Regions from separate parts of the Homo sapiens genome. Here region 2 is linked to region 1. Evidence: read pairs that join two places in POLR2A ChIA-PET (ENCODE). Cell type or tissue: IMR-90. All regions are shown on one strand. Each heading gives the region's core, and the rest is flanking DNA. Links, peaks and the distances in the headings are about the cores only. Region 1 has its middle 19 kb from the start of STX11. Region 2 has its middle 21 kb from the start of SF3B5.

What was found. Peaks named below come from ENCODE experiments on the same cell type or tissue, not always from the same donor. Only the 100,000 strongest peaks of a DNase experiment are listed, where the experiment ranks them.
Region 2: POLR2A ChIA-PET joins it to region 1 with 7 read pairs; 3 of 35 experiments call an interaction of 5 or more read pairs at or near these places.

What each region holds. Positions count from the first base shown.
Region 1 is chr6:144,130,191-144,133,101 of GRCh38, reverse strand. No RefSeq gene overlaps it. Among named protein-coding and RNA genes, the nearest start is that of STX11, 19 kb to the left of the region's middle. In IMR-90, for the core only: no CTCF peak of the experiment used is centred there; a DNase peak (open chromatin) is centred at 1,621.
Region 2 is chr6:144,073,533-144,076,443 of GRCh38, reverse strand. No RefSeq gene overlaps it. Among named protein-coding and RNA genes, the nearest start is that of SF3B5, 21 kb to the left of the region's middle. In IMR-90, for the core only: no CTCF peak of the experiment used is centred there; no DNase peak of the experiment used is centred there; H3K27me3 peaks cover 549 bases.

The DNA.
Region 1 (2,911 bases), core at 139-2,638:
TTACGCGTGTTTCAGGTGCATTTGTAATTTCTGTCCCTATAGCCAATTTATCTCTTGACCTGAAGAGTGGCTTTTAGAGGTCACCACTCCCTCATGAGTTTTTTGTTGTTGTTTTGATTTTTTTTTTTTTTACCACTGTGGAGCCAGTAAGTTTGCAAAAAGTTTTTAAAAATAAAAATGGCTGCTCACACATCTCCCCTAGCAAGCCAGGGCATTCATAGGAGTGAAGTCAGAAGATGGATTTTTAGGGCAGCTAGGTCATGGAAACTATGTATAGGTTACCCAGTCAGTAGGCAGGTAAATGGCCTTTTTAAGATATAATAAAGTATTTTATTGAAGTAGGGAGGAGTTGGAAGCAGGTAAACTGCTTTCGATTCATGGGTCATACTTTTCTAAACTGGAGAGAGTGGGCAAGTCATTCAAACTTTCTGGGCCTCAGTTTCATTATCTGCATTATGGAAATAATTCCTCTGTTCAGGATTAAATGGGAATGTACATGAAAGTGCTTGGAAGTGGAGAGAAAGAAGAAAGGAAGGAAGAGAGAGAGGGGAGGGGAGGGAAAGAAGGAAAGAAGAAAAGAAGGGAGAGAGGGGAGGGGAGGGAAAGAAGGAAAGAAGAAAGGAAGGGAGAGAGGGGAGGGGAGGGAAAGAAGGAAAGAAGAAAGGAAGGGAGAGAGGGGAGGGGAGGGAAAGAAGGAAAGAAGAAAGGAAGGGAGAGAGGGGAGGGGAGGGAAAGAAGGAAAGAAGAAAGGAAGGGAGAGAGGGGAGGGGAGGGAAAGAAGGAAAGAAGAAAGGAAGGGAGAGAGGGGAGGGGAGGGAAAGAAGGAAAGAAGAAAGGAAGGGAGAGAGGGGAGGGGAGGGAAAGAAGGAAGGAAGGAAGGAAAGAAGGGAGGGAGGGAGGAAGGAAGGAAGGAAGGAAAGAAGGAAGGAAGGAGGAAAGGGAGGGTGAAGCTCAAATATATTCCAAAGAAATAGCCGGAGATCTATGCTGTACATTTTAACTTTATTATTATTATTATTATTATTATTATTATTATTTTTTGAGAGACAGGTATCGCTCTGTCACCCAGGCGGGAGTGCAGTGGCGCAATCTCAGCTCACTGCAATCTCTGCCTCCCAAGCTCAAGTGATCGTCCCACCCCAGTCTCCTGAGTAGCTGGGACTACAGGTGCATGCCACCATACATGGATAATTTTTGTATTTTTGTATTTTTTATTTTTTGTAGAGATGGGGTTTTACCATGTTGCCCAGGCTGGTCTCGAACTCCTGAGCTCAAGTGATCCGCCCACCTCGGCCTCCCAAAGTGCTGGGATTACAGGTGTGAGCCACCATGTCCAGCCTTTTAAACTTATTATTAAGAGCAAGAGTGTACTTGGAGAGTGTTTTTTTATAGTATTGACTTCATGAGTTTTAACCACCAACTTTTTGAACTAAGTGCAGTTAGTGCTTTGACTATATTGAGCTGACAGCTTTCTTACGTTATTACATGAATGTCATATTAGTCCATTGTACACTTTCACCTTTAGAATAGTTGAACTGTATTTTCAGTGCCTAACTGTGAGTTACTGTGACCCAGAACACTTAGAGAAGTTGACTAACATTCAGAAAATTTATGAGTAATAGTGAGTAATTTATGAATGAGAACATGGCAGATTTCCATACATCACTTTTATTGAAAGTTGAGTCACTCTTTGTTATGAAAATAATTTATAGGGCAATGTTCCATTTGAGAAAAAAATGAAAAGTAATGGTATTTGTCAAAATGATGAATATGGTTTAACTTCAATGAGAAAGAGCAAATTTCACAGAAAATATAAACCCTACATCAGTTTATTTATTGTCATAACTATTTCAGGTTCTTCTGGTAAAACAGCAAGAGGTTTGGCTGAATTAGGTATCACTCGCACCAGCTATTTTCTGTCTTTCTAGATCCATTTTCGGCCATTCTCTCTGCTGCTTGGAGCCTCGGGAGGCTTTTGCAGGAGATCAGAAGGCACAATGAGGCTGGGTCAGGGTATTTCTCTACTCTTTCCAGGTGACACCAAGGTTCTGGCACCAGCAGGGTCCCTGCACACCACAGCTCCTTTTCGCTCCAGGCTGCACAGGACTCTGGGAGGGAAAGACTTCCTACTGTTGCTTCTTCCGATGCCCCAATTTTCCTTCTTGCTTTGCTTCACTCTGCCTTCATCTGTGTACATTTAACAGATTTTTATCAAAATTCCACCTGGGGAAGACTTGTTTTCTACTGAGATCTAGCCAGATAATATTTTCCAGTAAGTACAGTTGCTGAAACTCTTCTGGGGCATGGTTACCACAATAAACCAGATCTAAAGCAACCAGATATGCATGCTGCTTTTTACAGATGGTTTTCAGCCTGCCTTCCTTCCTTCTTTTTTCTTTTCTTTTCTTCTTTCTTTCTCTCTCTCTCTCTTTCTCTCTCTTTCTCTTTCTCTCTTTCTCTCTCCTTCCTTCCTTCCTTCCTCCTTCCTTCCTCCTTTCTTTCTTTCTTTCTCTTTCTTTCCTTTTCTTTCTTTCTTTCTTTCTTTCTTTCTTTCTTTCTTTCTCTTTCTTTCTTTCTCTTTCTTTCTCTCTTTCTTTCTCTCTTTCTTTCTTTCTTTCTTTCTTTCTTTCTTTCTTTCTTTCTTTCTTTCTTTCTTTCTTTCTTTCTTTCTTTCTTTCTTTCGACAGGATCTTGCTCTGTCACCAAGGCTGGAATGCAGTGGTGCAATCATGGCTCACTGCAACCTCAACCTTCTGTCCTCAAGCAATCCTCCTGTCTCAGCTTCCGAGTACCTGGGACTATAGGTGCATGTTATCACACCCAGATATATATATTTTTTTAATTTTTGTGTAAAGACAAGATCTCACTATGTTGCCCAGGCTGGATTTGAAATCCTGGCCTTAAGTGATCA
Region 2 (2,911 bases), core at 90-2,589, 57 kb after region 1:
ATAACCCGTTAATCCATTAATCTATGAGTGGATTAATCCGCTAACCTATGAATTGATTAATCCATTCATGAGAGCATGGCCCTTATGACCCAATCACCTCTTATAGGCCCCACTTCTCAATACAGTCACATTGGGGATTAAGTTTCAACATGAGTTTTGGAGGGGACAAATACTCTAAACGTAATAGTCTTTAAGAAGCAATAAAGTTAAAACTGAGGTCATTAAGATGAATCTTAATACAATATGACTGGTGCCTTTATAAAGAGGAAATATTTGGCCACATAAACAGATGTGCACATAGGAAGAACACAATGTGAGCATGAAGATAGAGATTAGGTGATGCATCTACCAGCCAAGGGACACCAAAGATTGCCAGCAAACTATCAGAAGCTAACAGGCAGCTGTGGAACAGATTCTTCCTCCCAGGCCTCAGACAGAACCAACCCTGGCAACAGCTTGATCTCAGGCTTCTAGCCTCCAGAGCTGTGAGACAATAAGTGTTGGTTAATGTAAGCCACCAGGACTCTGTTCCAGCAGCCCTAGCAAACTAATACAAATAATCTCAGCAACAGTTTTCCGGGTGGTGTCGAGAGGTTTCAGATACAGAGAGGTGTTTTTGCAACAAAACAAAACCCAACCAATCCAATTGCAACTTTAATACAATGTCTTCTTAATCTAGAAGAGCTTTCTTTACAGAAGTCTTTGAAGATCTAAAATGAAATATTCAGCATGAAGGACAAAAAGGCCAAGTGTAACAAGCAACTTTTCACCTAAGTCATTTCACTCTAAGCTGATCTTCAAAATGCAAACTCCACTCTCTTTAGTGTTTTTGAAAGGCATGGTGGACCAAGATAATGTGGCTAAGCTTACACAGAGCTGGTCTAGATTCCTCCAAGGGCACTTATACCCATTATTTTGTGACCTGCTGCAGTTGCTATAAACTAATGGACTAGTTCCATCTGAAGAGACAAAAGAGGAAAATGCTAGACTCTTTCAAATCTCTTGATGGCAGGGGATTTCCACTGTTCTTCAACAGCTTTCTCGGGTCTATCCCACACTGCCCTATTTGGACGGGGATTCCCTAAAGCCCCTCTGTAACTGGAGAAGTTTCCTGGGGTCACTCTGGAAGTGGGCACTGGCCTACACAGGCTGAGACCTGATGAGTTGCTTCCGCCCACCTCCCCACTTAGCCTACTTTAATGCAAACTTTGCACAGCATGGAAATTAAGGGCAAAGACCAAGAGGGCTAAGCTACCTAGATTCAAATCCTGGACCTGAAAGCCCTTGGAAAAGGGACCTAACTGATTTTTGCCTCTGCTTCCTTATTAAACGAGAATAATTCTAAAGCCTATTTCATAGGATTTTTGTAAAGTCTAAAAGGCTTATTACATATAAAGAGTGTAAACATATAAATGGCATATTGTAGGTACTCAATAAATGTAATTATAATATCCTTTATGAAATTTTCATATTATTGAGTGTAGAGAAAATATTTAGAAACTGTATCTGTATAAAAAAGTTATATATATTTATGATAAAAATATGACTATAATATCTATATATACTTGGGAAATAAATCACCTTATTGAGCTTCAGTTTAAAACACAAGATTGCCCACATACACTATTAAGTATAACACGTCTGCACAGACATAAGTTAAAGCCCTCCAGTCACTCAAAAATAAGTGCTTCTTTACCTTTTTTTTTTTTTTTTTTGAGACAGAGCTTGGTCTGTCGCCCAGGCTGGAGTGCAGTGGCATGATCTTGGCTCACTGCAACCTCCACCTCCCAGGTACAAGTGATTCTCTTGCCTCAGCCTCCTGAGTAGCTGGGATTATAGGTGCCCGCTACCACGCCCAGCTAATGTTTGTATTTTTAGTAGGGACAGGGGTTTCACCATGTTGCCCAGGCTGGTCTCGAACTCATGACCTTAGGTGATCCACCCGCCTCAGCCTTTCAAAGTGCTGGGATTACAGGCATGAGCCACTGTGCCCGGCCTAGTGCTTCTTTACTTCTATAAACTTCAAAACCCAGCTCTCATGATCAAAAATGATAATTGATATGTGAAGGTATTTTATTTATTTTAAATGAGTAAATTTTGAAAAAGAGAATGTAGTAGAGAAAACTCTCTCTAACCACATTTTTCCTCTACTCTTACACAACAGTCAACACAGAAGACTCTGTGATCAAATGTGTGGGTTTTTTTTTTTTTTTTTCCCACACACCAAGTAATAGACACAACCTGGGTGTCCTCCAATCCAGTTCTGACACCATTTACCCTAAGACAGTGTCAGATCCCACAGGCTGAGGGCTGAGTCCCAAGATTGCCTCCCCTTACACACACATCAGTCGCAAGTTCCATGACCCTTTCTTTGGGTTCAATTAATTTGCTGGAGCCACTCACAGAACTCAGGAAAACACTTATTTACACTTACCAGTTTATTATAAAGGATACTGCAAAGAATATAGATGAAGAGGCATGTAGGGTGACGTATGGGGAAGGGACGTGGAGCGTCCATGCCCTCCCTGGAGGCCAACCTGCAGGCACCTCAGTGTGTTCAGCTACCTGGAAGCTCTCTGAACCCGTCCTCTTGGGTTTTTTATGAAAGCTTCAAAACATCAGCTTTCCTTACCCCAGGGTGTAGAGTGAGACCCTCTCCTGGGAGGGTTTTAAGACCCACCCACTATCAGACAGGCGGGGAAACAGGAGAGTGAAAGGAAGGCAGGAGAAAGGCAGAGGCCTATCCCTGAGGCCAAATACACCCAACATTAGAACAAAGACTGTAGCAAGGGCTTATGGGAGGTATGAACCAGGAACAGTGGACAAAAACCAATATATATATTTATATATATCTCATAATACCGCAGAGAATGTTCTTACAGTACCGCATACTGAATCAAAGAACTTAGCT